2 separate regions of the Homo sapiens genome follow, and region 2 is linked to region 1. The links are chromatin loops, found by intact Hi-C in ENCODE. Cell type or tissue: B cell. All regions are shown on one strand. Links, peaks and the distances in the headings refer to the core of each region. The heading gives the core; the rest is flanking DNA. Region 1 holds the start of TBC1D13 (TBC1 domain family member 13). Region 2 holds the start of GLE1 (GLE1 RNA export mediator).

What was found. A loop is a pair of places that touch in the nucleus more often than their neighbours do. Peaks named below come from ENCODE experiments on the same cell type or tissue, not always from the same donor. Only the 100,000 strongest peaks of a DNase experiment are listed, where the experiment ranks them.
Region 2: a loop joins it to region 1, with 38 times the contacts of the local background. A loop is called at or near these places in 2 of 110 quality-filtered maps.

What each region holds. Positions count from the first base shown.
Region 1 is chr9:128,780,926-128,791,254 of GRCh38, reverse strand. TBC1D13 (TBC1 domain family member 13) reads right to left here and starts at 4,002. Exons shown (of 12, transcript NM_018201.5): 1 at 3,879-4,002; 2 at 2,848-2,921; 3 at 480-520. The coding sequence starts at 3,901. It overlaps LOC124902282 (a long non-coding RNA gene), which reads right to left. Exons shown (of 2, transcript XR_007061804.1): 2 at 9,386-9,682. RefSeq lists a silencer at 3,865-4,354, a cis regulatory region at 7,367-7,701 and an enhancer at 7,411-7,705. In B cell, for the core only: no CTCF peak of the experiment used is centred there; a DNase peak (open chromatin) is centred at 4,034; H3K4me3 peaks cover 1,674 bases; H3K27ac peaks cover 2,474 bases.
Region 2 is chr9:128,502,224-128,512,243 of GRCh38, reverse strand. GLE1 (GLE1 RNA export mediator) reads right to left here and starts at 7,525. Exons shown (of 16, transcript NM_001003722.2): 1 at 7,340-7,525; 2 at 3,147-3,368. The coding sequence starts at 7,438. RefSeq lists an enhancer at 7,125-7,284 and a silencer at 7,505-7,714. In B cell, for the core only: no CTCF peak of the experiment used is centred there; a DNase peak (open chromatin) is centred at 7,553; H3K4me3 peaks cover 1,841 bases; H3K27ac peaks cover 1,396 bases.

The DNA of each region.
Region 1 (10,329 bases), core at 1,306-6,305:
CCAGGAATGCCAGCATGAGCTAGGGGTAGCCTCCCCCTTCCTCCCCACTGCCTCCCTCCTCCTTTAACCCAAACCAGCCCTTCCCTCTGCTTTTCCTCACACAGACTCTTCCACATGATCATCAGACCCTGTGCTCTAAAGGGCTGGAAACCAGGACACTGGGCTTCCATGGCCACCTGAGCTGGGAGCTTTGGGCAAAGCACAGCCTTTGTTTTGTCCCAATAAGCATGACTTTCACTGTACTTCACGGACCAGGAAGCAGAGGTCTTCATTGTTGGCATTACAAAGTGTCCCATCCCCAAGGGGATCCCAGAGAAGACACCAAGAGGAACAGAAAACCCAGGACTTCCCAGAAAAGCTCCCTCAGACAAGCAAGGAAAGGTGCAGAACAGGAGGAAGAAGCCAGGGGTAGGGGCAGCCCATGCAGGAAAACCCAGGGACTCTCAGCAGAGCAGAAGCCCCACCCCAGGCACACCCACCTTCCAGCAGAGGCACCGCAGTCCGCCCTCACAGGGGATGCCTGTGGACACAGCAGGCAAAGGTCATGCCCCAGGCCAGAGTCCCAGAACCCCCAGCCCTTCACCGTGGAGCCAACTGGCGGGGAGTAGAGTGGGCAAGAAGTACTTCTTCAAGAATCATTTCCCCAAGAAAGATGACTAGATTGGATGGTTTCTTTTTTTTGAGATGGAGTCTCCCTCTAACACCTAGGCTGGAGTGAAGTGGCGCAATCTCGGCTCACTGCAGCCTCCGCCTCCCGAGTTCCAGCGATTCTCCAGCCTCAGCCTCCCAGGTAGCTGGGATTACAGGCACGCGCCACTGTGCTCAGCTAATTTTTGTATTTTTAGTAGAGACAAGGTTTCACCATGTTGGCTAGGCTGGGCTTGAACTCCTGACCTCAGGTGATCCCCCCACTTCGGCCTCCCAAACTGTTAGGATTACAGGCGTGAGCCACCATACCCAGCCTAGACTGGATGCTAATTTTTTTTTTTTTTTTTTTGGAGACAAAGTCTTGCTCTGTTGCCCAGGCTGGAGTGCAATGGCGTGATTTCTGCTCACTGCAACCTCCGCCTCCCCGGTTTAACTAATTCTTCTGCCTCAGCCTTGCAAGTAGCTGGGATTACAGATGTGTGCCACCACTCCTGGCTAATTTTTGTATTTTTAGTAGAGACAGGGTTTCACCATATTGGCCAGGCTGGTCTCGAACTCCTGACCTCAGGTGATCCACCTGCCTCAGCCTCCCAAAGTGCTGAGATTACAGGTGTGAGCCACCATGCCCGGCCTGAAATGTTCTTTTGAGGATAACACCTTCTCATCCTTGATATTCCTTCCTCAGGAGCAGCCTTTACCACCACCATGTCATCCTAATTCAGGTCAGTTCCCCCTGTTATAAGCAATAATGGCTCTGTGACTATTTCATAGCATCTGTCATAAGTGGAATTATTATATATATATATATATATATGGTGTATTTTCTTAACGTCTGTAACCCCTACTACTGGGTAAGCCCCAGAAGGACAAAAACCACATCTATTATTCCCAGTGCATAGCACAGAGCACTGCACATAGAAGATATTCCATACATATTTGTGGAATATAAACTAAGCTACGAATGCTAAGTATTTTGTGCTTTACAGATATTATTTCATTTAATCTTCATTATTACCCCAGTAAGTAGGGAAGATTAACGTAATTGTCGTAAGAAGGAAACTTATCTGTAAAACTCTTAACTACTAACACTGACTGCCTCTCCTTTGGGGCCTATATTTCACTCCTAAACAGAAAGACAAAGTTATCCTGCAATAAGATCAGGAAGCTCACTACCGCAGTTGCTGCTGTAGTATCCCTGGTACCATGAACATGAGTGAATACCTCCACTTCAGAATCTATATGAGGATGACAGGGACAATATAAGAAGTTCTTTTTTTTTTTTTTTTTTTTGAGATGGAGCTTCACTCTTGTCGCCCAGGCTGGAGTGCAATGGCGCAATCTCGGCTCACTGCAATTCCCAGGTTCAAGTGATTTTCCTGCCTCAGCCTCCCGAGTAGCTGGGATTACAGGCAAGTGCCACCAAGCCCAGCTACTTTTTTATATTTTTAGTAGAGACTAGGTTTCACCATGTTGGCCAGGCTGTTCTCGAACTCCTGACCTCAGGTGATCCACCTGCCTTGGCCTCCCAAAATGTTGGGATTACAGGCATGAGCCACGGCACCCGGCCAGAAGTTCTTGCTGGCAAAGTTACAAGGGCAAAAAAGTGACAAGAAGCTATGCAGAACACGTTGGGATATTTTTTAAAACAGGCAAAAAGAGAGTTATCTTTGTGCTCATTGGGGCAAAGTCTAACACAGCAGGATCAGCTCCTTAAAGTCAGTGTCCCAAGGCTACCCATTTTACCACTAGCCAAGGTTTAGTTCAGGCAGCTTAGACCCCAAGCCAGGGAGAGAACAAGGAACAACCCTGCAGTTAACCAAACTCACCAACACAGGAAGCTAGCTAAGGAATGAGGAAAGACTGTCCTGGGCTCAAAAGGTCCCAACTCTCATTCTCCAGGCTTCAGTCCTGTCCTGTTACTCTCAGGAATCTGGCACCTCCTGCGGAAAGCTTAGGAAAGCTTAGGGCATGCTAAGTGTGGCCACTGCCCCTCTGGGAAACCCCTCCAAGCTCAAGGCAGTCACTGCCTGTTCAGCTCTACAGAATCTGGAAAAGGCCCCAAGAGTCTGTGTGTAATTTCCTTCCAAGGCCCCAGCCCCCAGCAGCTGGGCCCCAGAGCTGACCAGGTGTGGCCTCCCCCTGTATTCTAGCCACAGGGCTGCTGTAGGGAAACCGTGAAAATACAGAATGGCTTCTTACCACTAAAGCTGAGTTCCCGCAGCTTTTCCAATGCAATTGAGGGCTCCTTCAGGACATCCTGGAAATCTGCAATTCTGGAAGGGGAGATAGGGCGGCAAATGAAGCATGCTGATATCGGCTCAGTGAGACCCACAGCCCTCAGCTCCCTCACACTGCCAGTTTCCAACCTGTGCCTCTCTCCCCTTTAGGACATAAAAATCACACAGCTTAGTCAAGGTCCTCACCAAAGACAGCTTTGGAGAACAACAAAACTATATTTCACTTCTTCCTCTACAACCAGAAACACAGAATGCCAGGGAAGAAACTTGAGAGATATTCTTGTCTAGAAGTTCCCAAATGAGGACCATAAAATTAGACATATTCCAACATTCTAATACTTAGTGAGCTGACATTTACTGGGCACTTCCTGCCGGCCAGGCCGGGTCCACGCACAGCCACCAACTGAACTCCTTGGACCTCAGGAACCAGGAGTAATTTGATATGCAGACAATGGACCATGCTCACAAATATAACCATTACAAGACCTCTGGGCCTGCCAGAAGGCAAGGACAAAGGGTTTAAAAAACACGTCCTGAAGGAAAACTGAAGAGTGAGCAAAATTCAGCCAATGCTGCAGGATCTGGCCTGGGGGAGGGGCCAGACTGGAGAATGCAAGTTCTCTAGCAATCCTAGTAAGAAAAAGGCACGGGGGACAGGGTGCACTTGGAGAGAGTACGGGAGCAGGGGGATCAAAAGGGGGAAAGGCACGGGGGCGGGGCATGGGGGTCTGGATGAGGAAGACTCAGGGGAAGGGGGACACCAGGGGTCCAGGATGAGGGAGGCAGAAGCAGTGACATCAGGGGCAGGAGAAGGGCCGCCCCTCCGTCGTTCCTGCAGCCCACAGGCAATGAGGTTAGAAGGTGGACGCTCGAGACCCTCTGCCGAGGGGGTCTGCCGATTCCTGGCCACACCCGCGCTTCCCCCTTCTGAGGGGCAGAAGGGGCAGCCTGGCCAGGAGTGGCCCAGCCGGGTCAGGCCCCATGGCCCCTTACCGGCTCTTGTGCAGACTTGACATGGTGTTGACTTCCGGACCCCCCAGCCGCCTCCGCCGCCTGCGCCTCTGCCGCCTGCGCTGCCGCCGCCGCCGCCGCCCCCCAGGGACGCGGGGCTCTGCGCAAAAGCCTCCGGCGGGAAACACAGCCACTAGCCTGCGCGTTCCACCGCCTCAGCCCCGCCCCGCCCCGCCAGTCACGTGCCACCCCTCGACTCTCACGCTTCCACACGGTACTGGCGGCTACGGCCGGCCGGGTTGAGCGGGGCAACCTCGGGTCTGGTGGGCGTGGCAATCGCGGGCCGGGAGCCCCAGCGCCGCCGACCCTGCGGGCCAAATTTGAGAACCCGCCGGTGACAGCGCAGACTGTGTGTCTCTGGACTATTCCTTGCGCTTCCCTGGGCCTCAGTGTCTACTTACGCAATATACCTGTCACCCTGTCGTCTTCCCTGCACTCACCCCCCTGTAATTAACTACTGCATGATTGTTACAGGAGTCTCGGCCTCCCCTGCTAAACTGTTCAGGCCCCCCAGCTTATCTTGGTCTCTGCAGAATCCTCAAGGCCTGTATAGCAGGGACTCGCATGAACCGCCGTGCGCGGCCCAACTTTTTTTTTTTTTATAAAAACTATACCAGCAAACCCTATAAAATGTAAGTTAGGAAGAAAGAAAAAAACACAAATGATATCTTAAGAAAAATAGGCTGGACCGGGCGCGGTGGCTCATCCCTGTAAATTCCAGTGCTTTGGGAGGACGAGGCAGGCAGACCACTTGAGGTCAGGAGTTGGAGACCACTCTGGCCAACACGGTGAAACCCCGTCTCTACCAAAAATGCAAAAATTAGCCGGGCGTGGTGGCAGGCGCCTGTAATCCCAGCTCCTCGAGATTACCTTCTTTACAAAAGATGTAAAAATTAGTTGAGTAGGCCGGGCGTGGTGGCTCACGCCTGTAATCCCAGCACTTTGGGAGGCTGAAGCGGGCAGATCACCAGGTCAGGAATTTGAGAACAGCCTAACCAACATGGTGAAACCTCGTCTCTACTAAAAATACAAAAATTAGCCGGGTGTGGTGACGCACAACTGTAATCCCAGCTACTCAGGAAGCTGAGGCAGGAGAATTGCTTGAACCCGGGAGGCGGAGCTTGCAGTGAGCCGAGATAGTGCCACCGCACTCCAATAGCGCCACCGCACTCCAACCTGGGCAAAAACGCAAGACCCTGTCAAAAAAAAAAAAAAAAGAAAAGAAAAGAAAAGAAACTGCTTAAAGATTTTCCGAAATGGTTGTATTATTTAACACCTTTTTCTTGAGAAAAAAAAAAAAAGAAAGAAACAGCTAGCCAGGCGCGGTGGCTCACGCCTGTAATCCCAGCACTTTGGGAGGCCAAGGAGGGCGGATCATGAGGTCAGGAGATCGAGACCATCCTGTCTAACACGGTGAAACCCCATCTCTACTAAAAAATACAAAGAAAAAAATTAGCCGGGCGTGGTGGTGGGTGCCTGTAGTCCCAGCTACTCGGGAGGCTGAGGCAGGAGAATGGCATGAACCTGGGAGGCAGAGCTTGCAGTGAGTGGAGATTGCACGACTGCACTCCAGCCTGGGCGAAAGAGCGACACTCTATCTCAAAAAAAAAAAAAGAAAAAGAAAAAGAAAAGAAAGTGCTTAAATATTTTCCAAAATGGTTGTATTATTTAACACCTACCCCAGCAGTATATGAGAGTTGCTGTTGTACCACGTCCTCACCAATACTTGATGTGGTCAGTCTTTTTAATCTTAGACATTCTAGTAGATGTGAAGTGGTATCTCCTGCTTTAACATGCATTTCCCTAAAGACATATGATGTTGAGCATCTCTTCACACGTTTGCTATGCATATATACTCTTCTTTCTTTTTTTTGAGACATGGTCTCACTCTGTCACCCCAGGCTGGAGTGCAGTGGCGCAATCTCAGTTCACTGCAACCTCTGCCTACTGAGTAGCTGGGACTACAGGCGCATGCCACCATGCCCAGCTGATTTTTGTATTTTGAGGTAGAGATAGGGTTTCATCATGTTGGCCAGGCTGGTCTCAAACTCCTGACCTCAAGTGTCTGCCCACCTCAGGCCTCCCAAAGTGCTGGGATTACAGGCATGAGCTACCATGCCTGGCCTTCTTTTTTTTTTTTCTTGAGACGGAATCTCACTCTTGTTGCCGAGGCTGGAGTGCAATGGGGTGATCTCCAGCTCACGGCAACCTCTGCCTCCCGGGTTCAAGCGATTCTTCTGCCTCAGCCTCCCGAGTAGCTAGGATTAAAGGTTCATGCCACCCTGCCTGGCTAATTTTTATATTTTTTGATTTAAAAAAAATTTTGTATTTTTAGTAGAGACGGGTTTTCATCATGTTGGCCAGGCTGGCCTCAAACTCCTGACCTCAGGTTATTCTCCCTCCTCGGCCTCCCAAAATCCTGGGATTACAGGCGTGAGATACCATGCCTGGCAGCACCTGGCCTTCTAATTTTTTTTTTTTTTTGAGATGGAGTCTGGCTCTGTTGCCCAGGCTGGAGTGCAGTGGTGCAATCTCCACTCACCACAACCTCCGCCTCCTGAGTTCAAGCAATTCTCCTACCTCAGCCTCCCAAGTAGCTGGGATTATAGGCGCGCGCCAGTATGCCTGGCTAATTTTTGTAGTTTTAGTAGAGACGGGTTTCTCCATGTTGGCCAGGCTGGTCTTGAACTCCTGACCTCAGGCGATCTGCCCACCTTTGCCTCCCAAAGTGCTGAGATGACAGTCATGAGCCACCATGCCTGTCCCTATTGCCCGTTCTTTATTGTACTTTTTTTTTTTTTTTTTTTTTGAGACAGTCTCTCTGTTCTTGGCTGGGCTGGAGTGCAATGGCGCAATCTTGGCTCACAGCAACCTCTGCCTCCAGCAATTATCCTGCCTCAGCCTCCCAAGTAGCTGAGATTACAGGCGCCCACCACCACACCTGGCTAATTTTTGTATTTTAGCAGAGACGGGGTTTCACCATGTTGGCCAGGCTGGTCTCGAACTCCTGACATCAGGTGATCTACCCACCTCGGGCTCCCAAAGTGTTGGGATTACAGGCGTGCATCACCATGCCAAGCCTATTGTACTTTTTTTTTTTTTTTTTTTGATACGGAGTCTTACTCTGTCACCAGGCTAGAGTGCAGTGGCGCAATCTCGGCTCACTGCAACCTCCGCCTCCCGGGTTAAAGTGCTTCTCCTGCCTCAGCCTCCTAAGTAGCTGGGATTACAGGTGCCTGCTACCACACCCGGCTAGTTTTTGTATTTTTAGTACAGACGGGGTTTCACGATGTTAGCCAGGATGGTCTTGATCTCCTGACCTCGTGATCTGTTGTCCTCGGCCTCCCAAAGTGCAGAGATTACAGGCTTAAGGCTCCACGCCTGGCCTATTGTACATTTTTAAATCCCCACCACCACATTTTTCCCCCCCTCCCCAGGATGAGGTCTTGTTCTGTCCCCAGGCTGGAGTGCAGAGATTGCAGTGAGCCGAGATCATGCCACTGCACTCCAGGCTAGGCAACAGAGTGAGACCCTGTCTTAAAAAAAAAAGAAAAAAAAAAAAAAAGAGACAGTTATAATTGCTGACAAGGATGTGGAGAGATAGGAACCCACACATGTGCTGGAGGGAATGTAAAATGGTGCAGCTGCTATGGAAAATAGTATGACAGTTCCTCAAAAAGCTAAACATAGAATTACCCTATGACTCAGCACTTCCATTCCTAGGCATTGAAAGCATGGACAGGGCCAGGTGCAGTGGCTCTTGCTTGTAATCGCAGCACTCTGGGAGGCCAAGGCAGGAGGATTGCTTGAGGCAGGAATTCCAGACCAGCCTGGGCAACATAATGAGACCCCCGTCTCTGTAAAAAATCTTAAAATTTATCCAGGCATGGTGGCACACACCTGGTGTCCCAGCTACTCAGGAGGCTAAGGTGGGAGGATCACTTGAGCCTGGGAGGTTGGAGGCTGCAGTGAGCCATGATGATCAATCCACTGCACTCCAGCCTGGGTGACAGAGTGAGAAAAAAAAAAAAGAGAGAGAGAGAGAGAGAGAGAGAAAGCAGGAACAGATAGTTGTATGCCAATTGCAGCACTATTCCCAATAGCCAAAACGTGGACACACTTCATGTAACGATCAACAGATGAATGGATAAACAAAATGTTGTATATACATATCATGGCTTTTTTACATGCTACAACATGATGAACCGTGAAGACATTATGCTAAGTATCACAGCCAGTCACAAAAGGACAAACACTGTATGATTGTACTTGTATAAGGTAGCTAGGATATGCAAATTTATAAAAAAATAAAAGTGGATTAGATGTCACCAGGGACTACAGAGATAGAGAATGGGGAGTTATTGCTTAATGGTTACAGTTTCTATTTGGGGTAATGAAAAATTTTGGAAATAGGCTGAGCAAGATGATCTGTAATCCCAGCACTTTGGGAGGCCAAGGCAGGAGGACCACTTGAGGTCAAGAGTTCAAGACTAGCCTGTGCAATATAGCAAGACCCCATCTTTAAAAAAAAAAATTTTTTTTTGAGACACAGTCTCACTCTGCCACCCAGGCTGAGTACAGTGGCGGGATCTTGGCTCACTGCAGCCTCAACCTTCTGGGCTCAAGAGATCCTCTGCCTCAACCTCCCAAGTAGCTGGGAGCACATACCTGTGGCACCATGCCTGGCTAATTTTTTGTATTTTTTGTAGAGACAGGGTTTTGCCACCTTGCTCAGGCTGATTTCGAACTCCTGAGCTCAAGCAATCCCCCTGCCTCAGCCTCCTAAAGAGCTGGGATTACAGGAGTGAGCTCCACACCCGGCCTACAAAAATTTAACAAAAATAATTAGCAGGGCATGGTGGCACGCACCTGTAATCCTAGCTACTTGGGAGGTTGAGGCAGGAGAATTGCTTGAACCTAGGTGTTTGAGGCTGCAGTGAGCTGTGCTCACACCACTGCACTCCAGCTGGCGTAACAGAGCAAAACGCTGTCTCAAAAACAAACAAACAATAACAAAGTAATTTTGGAAATAAATAGTTTCCAAAGCTGCTAACGTAAAAGTTAAACAATGTAAAAAGATTACATAGTGTGCCAGTAATCAATTTCTTGACTCTCAGCTTCAAATTCTCTCATCATTTCCTGCTCTGAGAAAATGGATTTGGGACCTTTAACTATTTTTCCTGCATGGAATGGGCTTTCCTTTCCAATTTTAGTGTGCTTGGTAGACAGGCTTCTGCAGAACAAGGGGCTTGTCCAGCGCCTGCCTACTACTTCATTGCCAGTAGCCAGGAACGTCTCCCAACACTCTTCTCTGGCATTATTTTCAGAAAGGAGCCTCTGGTGGGACACTTTCCTGTAAATAGCTTTCCCAAGAACCTTAGATGGCTGATTTCTGGCAAGTTCTGTGACATTATTACCAAAACACCAGGGGTTTTGTCTAGGTCTTGCTGCTGGCTGCACAGAAAGCCAGTCACTGAGACAACCAGTACTGCCAGGAAAGAAAGCTTTAATCAGGTACTGCAGCCATGGAGGTGGGAGATCAGCTTCAAATCCATCTCCGTGACCAACTAAAATTAGGAGTTTATACAGCAGAAAAGAAATGTAGCTACATACAGGAAAACAGGAATTAGGGGAGGATAAGAAAGAAGAGTTGTTCAGCAGGAAGCAGGTGGCAGGTGGTCAGGTAATCATGACCAGTGAAGGGTCTGGTGTCTCATTGTACAGATGCTGTGATCTGGGAAGTTTCAGTTCCTTGATACTATCTGGGAGGCCTGATAGTTGGTTTCCTGAGAAATAAATTCAGATAAGACAAGTGTAACATTTTCAAGTTTCAAGACTCATGAAGGTCAACTTCTACATTTATTTTAAAAAAACCATAAATATCAGTTCTGTGGGACAATTGGGTTGGTTTCAACATGACACCACAGCTGATTTCCAGCAAGTTTCAAACGTAGAATTTCCAGAAAGTTTCATCAGTGCAGCATCACCATGACTTTGCTACCATTCAGTGAGCCACAGCCTTGTCCTTTCTCTTTATTTGAGACAGAGTCTTGCTCTGTTGCCGGGCTGGAGTGCGGTGGCACAATTTCAGTTCACTGCAACCTCTACCTCCCGGGTTCAGGCGATTTTCCTGCCTCAGCCTCCCAAGTGGCTGGGACTACAGGCACATGCCACCAGGCCCAGCTAATTTTTTTCTTTTTTCTTTTTTTTTAATTGATCATTCTTGGGTGTTTCTCGCAGAGGGGGATTTGGCAGGGTCACAGGACAACAGTGGAGGGAAGGTCAGCAGATAAACAAGTGAACAAAGGTCTCTGGTTTTCCTAGGCAGAGGACCCTGCGGCCTTCCGCAGTGTTTGTGTCCCTGGGTACTTGAGATTAGGGAGTGGTGATGACTCTTAAGGAGCATGCTGCCTTCAAGCATCTGTTTAACAAA
Region 2 (10,020 bases), core at 5,021-10,020, 280 kb after region 1:
TCACCACCAACCACCCCATGTCACACCTATATTTATAGCCTCACCACTTCCTCCCCCATCCCTCATCTCTAAGCTATTCTCCTTCTCTACAGTTCTGCTAATTCAGGAATGTTAAATAAATAAATCTTCACCCAGGCCGGGCCTGGTGGCTCACGCCTGTAATCCCAGAACTTTGGGAGGCCAAGTTGGGCAGATCACCTGAGAACAGGAGTTCGAGACCAGCCTGGCCAACATGGTGAAACCCCGTCTACTAAAAGTACAAAAATTAGCCAGGCATGGTGGCAGGCGCCTATAATCCCAGCTACTCGGGAGGCTGAGGCAGGAGAATCACTTGAACCTGGGAGGCGGAGGTTGCATTAAGCCGAGATTGCACCATTGCACTCCAGCCTGGGGGACAAGAATGAGACTTCGTCTCAAAAATAAATAAAGAAATAAATCTTCACCCAGCCCTAGATTCTGGTTATGTTTTAGTTCTAAAAGGCTTACAGTTTTTTTTTTATGTTTAAGTCCATGATCACGTTAATTTTTTTTTTTTTTTGAGATGGAGTCTTGCTCTGTCGCCCAGGCTGGTGTGCAGTGGCGCAATCTCAGCTCACTGCAAGCTCTGCCTCCCGCGTTCACATCATTCTCCTGCCTCAGCCTCCTGAGTAGCTGGGACTACAGGTGCCCGCCAACTCGCCTAATTTTTTTTTTTATTTTTAGTAGAGAAGGGGTTTGACCGTGTTAGCCAGAATGGTCTTGATCTCCTGACCTAGTGATCCACCCGCCTTGGCCTCCCAAAGTGCTGGGATTACAGGCGTGAGCCACTGCACCCGGCCAAGTTAATTTTTATATAAGGTATGACATTTAGGTGGAGGTTCCTTTTTTTCCTTAAGACGTTCAGTTGCTAAAAATATATATTTTAAAGTACCTAGACCTTTTCTGGCAACAACAACAACAACAAAATCAACATAAATATATATATTTATGTATATTTATAATATATATATTATTTATTTTGTTGTTATTATTTACTCAGTCTCTATATATACATATATTTTGAGACTGAGTCTTGCTCCGTTACCCAGGCTAGAGTACAATGGCATGATCTCAGCTCACTGCAACCTCCGTCTCCCGGGTTCAAGCAATTCTAGTGCCTCAGCCTCCCAAGTAGATGGGATTACAGGCGTGCGCCACGACGCCCAGCTAATTTTGTATTTTTAGTAGAGACAGGGTTTCACTGTGGTCAAGCTGCTCTCGAACTACTGATCTCAAGTGATCCACCTGCCTCAGCCTCCCAAAGTGCTGGGATTACACGTGTGAGCCACCACACGTGGCCACAAAGAATATTTTTTAAAGACTAATATTTTAAAAGATGAACTACTAGATAGAAAAAAAATACTTTCTATGTAAAAAAGAAAAAAAAAAAAAAAACTGGCCAGGCACAGTGGCTCACGACTATAATCCCAGCACTTTGGGAGGCCGAGGTGGGTAGATCATCTGAGGTCAGTAGTTTGAGACCAGACTGGACAACATGGCAAAATCCTGTCTCTACTAAGAATACAAAAATTAGCCAGGCATGGTGGCGCACACCTGTAATCTCAGCTACTTGGGAGGCTGAGGCAGAAGAACCGCGTGAACCCAGGAGGCAAAGGTTGCAGTAAGCCGAGACCATGCCACTGTACTCCAGCCTGGGTGACAGAGCTAGACTCCATCTTAAAAAAAAAAAAAAAAAAAAGCCTGGGTGTGGTGGTTCACACCTGTAATCCCAGCACTTTGGGAGGCCGAGGTGGGCAGATCATAAGGTCAGGAGTTTGAGAACAGCCAGGCCAATATGGTGAAACACCATCTCCACTAAAAATACAAACATAAGCCGGGCGTGATAGTGGGTGCCTGTAATCCCAGCCGCTCAGGAGGCTGAGGTGGGAGAATCGCTTGAAGCCGGGAGGCGGAAGTTGCAGTGAGCTGAAATTGCGTCACTGCACTCCAGCCTGGGGGACAGAGCAAGACTCCGTCTCAAAAAAAAAAAAGAAAAAGAAAATAGCCAAGTATGGTGGTGTCCACACGCAGTCCCAGCTATTCGGGAGGCTGAGACAGGAGGGTGGATTGAGCCTGGGAGGTGGAGGCTGCAGTGAGCCATGTTCATGCCACTGCACTCCATCCTGGTTGACAGAGACAGACCTCAGCTCAAAAAAAAGGGAGGGTGAAGAAGAAGACATGTTCACGTATATTTGTATATACACAAACTACCTCTAGAAGTATATAAAAAGTAATTTTAAAAAACTTCCAAAATTTAACTTTTTTTTGAGATAGGGACTCACTCTGTTGCCTAGGCTGGAATGTAATGGCTTGATCACAGCTCACTGTAGTCTCAAACTCCTGGGCTCAAGTGATCCTCCCATCTCAATGTCCCAAGTAGCTAGGACAACAAGCTCGAGCCACCATGCCTAGCCAATTTTTAAGTATTTTGGAGAGACAAGGTCTCACTATGTTGCCCAGGCTGGTCTTGAACTCCTGGGCTCAAGCAATCCTCTTGTCTTGGCCTTCCAAAGCACTGGAATTATGGACATGAGCCACTGTGTTGGGTCCAATTTAACTTTTTTTTTTTTTTTTGCGTTTAGGAGTGGAGGTTTAATAGGCAAGAGAAAGAGAAAGGAAAATAGTTCTCTCTCTAGTGAGAGAGAGGGGTCTTCTGAGAGGAAATGGCCCCAGTTTAGCATTTTTAAGTGGGAGAAATAACAAAAAAACAGAGGCAGGGACAAAACAGAGCCAGGAATAGGGTAAAATCTCCTACAGAACCAATGAGAGAAGGCATGTAAACTTAAAGAGAAGGTATACATTTCACTCTAAGCCTTCTTCCAGCAGATAACACAAAAAGGGAGACCATATCAGTTAAACAGACGCAGCGTTCATCAGAAAAAAAAAAAAATCCAATTGCTCATGAAATTAGTTATACTATTCTCGGTACTAAGAATAGAGGGGATTTTTCTCCCTCTGGATCTGTCTAAAGAGAACACTGAATGGTGCTGTCAACATTGTCTCTACAACAGCTACAACAATGAGCAATCATTATTTCCCCTAGGGTATGGTCACTGTCATATGACAATATTAAACATTTTGACTTTGCAGCCACCATGTCTTTTGTCTTAAGCTGATCACAACCTTACCTTGGTTCCATTTGGTGTTGCAGGGGAGGCTGGGGAAAAGGCAGAGCTTGCGTCAGGAGATTTGGGAACAAATGAGGGTTGATCTAGGGCTGAAGCTGACGTAGAGGATGGCGAAGTCTCAGACAGAGGTTGGTTCTCCTGCATATGGGGTAGGACGTGCTCTACCACCCATCCAGAATAAGAAGATAGCTTGGGAAGAGACATACATTCTTCTAAAACATCCTAGAGAAAAGAATAGGGTTAAGCTCAACTTACACGTCAACTGTTCTCAGTATAATCCACTACATGCCTTACTGAACATCTAAGAAGGCCTAAATAAATAAACATCAAAGACCCAAAGTAATGTATTAACAATCAGATGAAAACAAAGTACAGTGGTTTCTTGATAATGACCTAGACTACTATCCTTCTAATGAAAATCAGACTAAATAACCCTAACTACAGAAAAAGGGACAATGCACAAAGATTCCCACTAAAGCATATGTGAAAGCAATCTAAAGCACTGAACAGAACACGAGGAATTCTGAAGTAAGCTACTGTATACACAATCAGTAGAATGTCAGTCACTTAACAATGGGGGTAAGTTCTGAGAAACACAGGGTTAGGTGATCTTGTCATTGTGCGAGTATCGTAAAGCATCCTTACACAAACCTAGATGTATATATTTTTTCATTTTTAAAATTAATTATTTTTGAGACAGGGTCTCACTCTGTTACCCAGGCTGGAGTGCAGTGACCTAATCATGGCTCACTGTAGCCTGACCTCCTGGGCTCAAGCTATCCTCCCACCTCAACCAGTCTCCCCAGCAGCTGGGAGTACAGGCATGCGCCACTATATTCAGCTAATTATTTTTTCATTTTTTATAGAGATGGAGTCTTGATATGTTGCCCAGGCTGGTCTTTTTTTTTTTTTTTTTTGAGATGGAGTTTCGCTCTTGTTGCCCAGGCTGGAGTGCAATGGCACGATCTTGGCTCACCACAACCTCCACCTCCCAGGTTCAAGTGATTCTCCTGCCTCAGCCTCCTGAGTAGCTGGGATTACAGGCATGCACCACCATGCCTGGCTAATTTTGTACTTTTAGTAGATACGGGGTTTTCTCCATGTTAGTCAGGCTGGTCTCGAACTCCTGACCTCAGGCGATCCACCCGCCTCAGCCTCCCAAAGTGCTGGGATTACAGGCGTGAGCCACTGTGTGCCCAGCCTTTTTTTTGAGATGGAGTCTTGCTCTGTCACCCAGGCTGGAGTGCAGTGGCACGATCTCAGCTCACTGCAACCTCCACCTCCCGGGTTCAAGCAATTCTCCTGCTTCAGCCTCCCGAGCAGCTGGGATTACAGGTGTCGACCACCACACCCGGCTAATTTTTGTATTATTACTAGAGACAGGGTTTCACCATGTTGGCCAGGCTGGTCTCAAACTCCTGACCTCAGGTGATCCACCCACCTCAGCCTCCCAAAGTGTTGGGATTACAGGCGTGAGCCACCACGCCCGACTATTTTTTTTTTTTTTTTTTTGAGAGACAGGCTCTCATTCTGTTCCCCAGGCTGGAGTGCAGTGGCGTGATCACGGCTCACTGCAGCCTCAACTTTTCATGCTCAGGTAATACTCCCACCTCAGCCTCTCAAGGAGCAGGGACTACAGGCACGCACCACCACACCTGGTTAATTTTTTTGTATTTTTTGTAGAGGTGAGGTTTCTCCACATTGCCCAGGCTGGTGTCGAACTTCTGGGCTCAAGTGATCTGCCCACCTTGACTTACCAAAGTGCTGGGATTGCAGGTGTGAGACACCAAGCCTGGCTCCCAGCTTGAACTGGCCTCAAGCACTCGTCCTGCCTCAGCCTCGCAAAGTGTTGGGATTATGGGCATGAGTCACCACAACCAGCCTAATAATATTTTAAAAAATAGAAATAGATATGGATATGTATGTATACACCCTTAGTAGTAATAATGAGCATATCTAGTACCAGATCTTGGTTTGTAAATATAATTTTAAATCAAAGGAAACCAGGGGTCTCTGCAGAAAAGGTAAGTTCCAGAACTGGAGGCAGAAAAATATAAGATGAGCGTGGAACATCTTTGTATGAGAAAATAAGTACTGATTACCTATGATATAATAAATAAATGAAAAAACTAGAGTAGTTCAGAGATTGCTACAATGAGATAAAGTAAACTGATTGAGCAAATAAGTAAACATATTGAGAATAACAGGAGCCAAACTTCTCACTGCTAGGTAACATATTTACAAACATGGATGGGGTAAGATTAGAAAGAAAAGTGAAGTGCTGGGTTGGAAGTGGCATTTATCAGTATGAAGTCATGGTTTTATAATATATATGTACACACAAATAGACAGTACATAAATGTGTGTGTGGTGATGTGTGTACATATTTAGATATGTATTATTTCCTAGCTCTGTCTACTGAGAAGGCCTAGAAGCAATGGTACCCAATCAAGAATCTCAACACACTCAACTCCCAGATCTTGGTTTGCCAATACAGCACCATCCTCCACTTCAAAAGAGTCAGCCTCTTTGGAGAAATAGCTGATTCCAGGATTAAGACAGGGAAACTTGCACCTGGGACATCTTTTTGTGTCAAAAAGTAAAGAAATGTCAATGAAAGATGGAAATATGTCACAGGAACACAGGAACCAACTTAATGAGGTGCCCAGTAGCCAAATCTGGGACATTTTTCTTTTTAATTCTTATGAATACATAATTGTTGTACATATTTACAAGGCTACATTTTTTTTTTTGAGACACAGTCTCACTCTGTCACCCAGGCTTGAGTGCAGCAGCACAATCTCGGCTCACTGCAACCTCTGCTTCCAGGGTTCAAGCAATTCTCATGCCTCAGTCTCCCGAGTAGCTGGGATTACAGGCATGCACCACCATGCTCGGCTAATTTTGTATTTTTAGTAGAGATGCGGTTTCACCATGTTGGCCAGGCTGGTCGCGAACTCTTGACCTCAAGTGATCCGTCCCCCTCGGCCTCCCAACGTGCTGGGATTACGGGCCTGAGCCACCACGCCTAGCCTTGCATGTGATTATTTTGATACAAGCTTACAAAATCTGGGACATTTAAAATAAAATAAATAAATAATAAAAGTAATGGATTACAACTCACTGAATAAAATAGAAAGCACCTCCTTACAGTAGAATGCCAACTAACAAATGCAGAAGGAATAGCGGATATAAAGAAACAGGATCTGGCAACGTCATAGAGGTATCGATTCATGTGGAAAACATCAATGAATGCTAAAGCCATGGAGGATTAAGGTTTGCCCAGAAAAAAGGATACTGGTATTATTACTTCCCAACAATTACTAAGGGAAAAATGACGAATTTTAAACGGAGAGACCAGGCAGATAATAACGTAACCAGGTGATCAAGATTAGCATCACCAGTGTTGGGATGGGTTGACATCTGTGTGCCTCCTCATGTGACTTACTGAGAAAGCCATGGCATCATTTCTGTGGTATTCCTGCCAAGAATGCTTAACCTTGGTCTGGTGGTTTGAAAGCACATATGCTGGCAGTCAACCTACAGAATGTAAGGTCTGTATTTTTCAAAACTGTCAACAACATAAAAGACAGGGAAATACTTTAGGATTGTTTCCCAAGAAGTCTGAGGATGCAGGACAACGCCTTATCTGTAGCTAACTAGCAGCGACTCGGGAATGGGAGCTCGGCCTTAACTCTCCACATCCCTCCACTTCTCGCGCAGAGCTTTGCAAATGCTAGGTACGGTGACCACGCCCCCATTCACTTTCCAGGTCTGCCAAATCAATCTAAAAATTTGGTCATTTCACTAGTAGCAATGGATTAGGTCGTGTCAATCGTTCGTCGCAAACTCTAGAGCTCCCAGCACATGAGACATACAGTAAGTTAACTGAACCTGGGGCCGAGATTGCTTTGACAACAGCAGAACGGAGAAGGCGCCCAACTGGCGGAGGGTAGCAATGAAGCCTTCAGAGCGCGGGGCACCTGTGAAGTCAGGGGAGCTCCCCGAAACGCTAAAATAGGCTGAAGAGGACAGAAACCCCAGGACAGAGGGATGTACACACAGAAGTCAAGAAATAAATGCAGGTTGTTAGACTGCACGGGTTCCCGGGAGCAGAACGTGCCAACGGCTAGGGAGAAGGTTTCGGTCGCGAGGGGCCGGAAAGGCCTACGTCCTCCGGGGCCACCGCTCACCTCGCGCCGCAGCAGCCAGTCGCGGTAGTAGCAAAGGCGACCTTTGTCGGAACTGCGTAGGGCCTTCAAGGTCTCCCAGCAGCGACCCTCAGACGGCATGGTTGGCTAAGGGGCAGCTTCTCTGACGCCCCCCTTCTGACCAAACAAGCCCTCGAATCAGCCGCCGGGAAGGCCACACAGGCTTCTGCTTCCGGGACGCGCGCGCAGCACAGCCCCGCCCCTAACGCCTGCACGCCCCACCTCCGGCGACGCTCCCGCGTTCCCGCCCTCCCACCAGTGCGCCTGCGCGCAGGGCTTGGCTGTCGGGGCACGTTCCGCAGAGGTAACCACCGCTCCCAATCCCCGGGGCTGCTGAAAATTTGTCTGTGCCTTGAGACTGTGCAGAAACTGGAACCCTCATACACTGCTCATGGGACTGTAAAATGAAGCACCTGCTGTGGAAGACAGTCTGGCAGTTCCTCAAAAGGTTAAACAATTACCATTTGACCCAGCAATTCTCCTAGGTAAATATATATATATATATAAAATACGCCAAAGAAATGAAACCTATGTATATATAAAAACTTGTCCATGAATGTTCACAGCAGTGTTATTCATAATAGCCAAAAAGTGAAAGCAACCCAAACGTCCATCCATTGGTGAATGGATAAATAAAATATAGTACTATGTGCGCGGTTCCCGAGTTCCCCCGCTTTCTGTGCACTGACCAAGTATCAGAGTGCCTTGACCGCCCTGTGACCCAGCCAGCTGCAAGTTTTTTCCTGCAGACTTGCAACCAAACACGGGCCTTGCATATCCCTAGGCACTAAGGATATCTAGGTTATTGCCCAAAACGCTGAAACTGACCCCTGCTTTTAGCCAAATTCCATAAACCCTCATATAAACTTCATACCCTGACCCCTCGCTGGGGATGTACCTAGGTGAAACACCGCTTCTCTCTGTCTGTCGCGAGAATTGCTGCAGCCCACTCTGTAAGCTTCCCTAATAAATGTTTTGGGTTTAATGCTGCTTTTTTGAGACAGAGTCTTGCTCTGTCCCCCAGGCTGGAGTACAGTGGCTCGATCTCGGCTCACTGCAACCTCCGCCTCCCGGGTTCAAGCGATTCTCCTGCCTCAGCTCCCCGTGTAGCTGGGACTACACGCGCCAGCCACCACGCCCAGCTATTTTGTATTTTTAGCAGAGGCGGGGTTTCACCATGTTGGTCAGGCTGGTCTCGAACTCCTGACCTCAGTTGATCCACCCACCTCGACCTCCCAAAGCGTTGGGATTACAGGCATGAGCCACTGCGCCCGGCCATAGTGCTTCTTTGGAATCCCAACCAGCCCTGTTTGGCAGGAGGAAACACCACATCTATATAATGGAATGTTATGGGGCCATAAAAATAAAGTGCTGATGATACGCTGCAACATCAATCTTGAAAGCATTATGCTGAGAGAAGCCAGTCATGAATGGCCACATGTTGGACAATTCCACTTATGTGAAATATCCAGAAGAGACAAATCTATAGAGCCAGAGAAACTTTATGACTAGTTGCCAGGGGCTGGGGGAGGGGAATGGGGAGTGACTGCTAATGGGTATGGCGTTTCTTTTTTGGGAGTGATGAAATTGGTTGGCTGGGTGCCGTAATCCCAGCACTTTGGAAGGCCAAGGTGGGCAGATCACCTGAGGTCAGGAGTTTCAGACAAGCCTGGGCAACATGGCAAAACCCTGTCTCTACAAAAAATACAAAAATTAGCCAGGCAAAGTGCCATGCACCTATAGTCCCCACAGGCTGATGCAGGAGGATCCCTTGAACTCTGGAGGCAGAGGCTGCAGTGAGCCGAGATGGTGCCACTGCACTGTAGCCTGGGTGACAGAGAGAGACTCCATTTCGAAAAAAGAAAAAACTAGGTCTAGAATTAGATAATGGTGATGGCTACACAACTTGGTGAATATACTACAAACCATTGAATTATATATACACTTTATCTTTTCGAGACAGAATCTCGCCGTGTTGCCCAGGCAGGAGTGCAGTGGCGTGATCTTGGATCACTGCAACCTCCACCTCCTGGGTTCAAGTGATTCTCCTGCCTCAACCTACCAAGTAGCTGGGACTACAGGCGTCCACCACCACTCCCGGCTAATTTTTGTATTTTTAGTAGAGACAGGGTTTCACCATGTTGGCCAGGCTGGTCTCGAACTCCTGACCTCAGGTGATCCACCCGCCTCGGCCTCCCAAAGTGCTGGGATTACAGGTGTGAGTGACCACGCCTGGCCTATATTTACACTTTAAAAGGGTGAATTCTAGGCCAGGTATGGTGGCTCATGCTTGTAATCCCAGCAGTTTGGGAGGCCAAGGTAGGAGGATGGCTTGAGCCCAGGAGTTTGAGACCAACCTGGACAACATGATGAGACCTGCCTCTACCAAAAAAAAAAAAAATCCAAAAATTAGCCAGGCATGGTGGCATGCACCTGTGCTCCCAGCTACTCAGAAGGCTGAGGCAGGAGATCGCTTAAACCCAGGAGGCTGAGGCTGTAGTGAGCCATCATTGTGCCACTGCTCACCAGCTTGGATGACAGAGGGAGACCCTGTTTCAAAAAAATAAAAAGAGTGAATTTTATGTGAATTATATCTCAATAAAAATAGAATGAGTCACAATTGTCCAGAGACGGCTCTAACTGGGACCCCAGACTTTCTGACC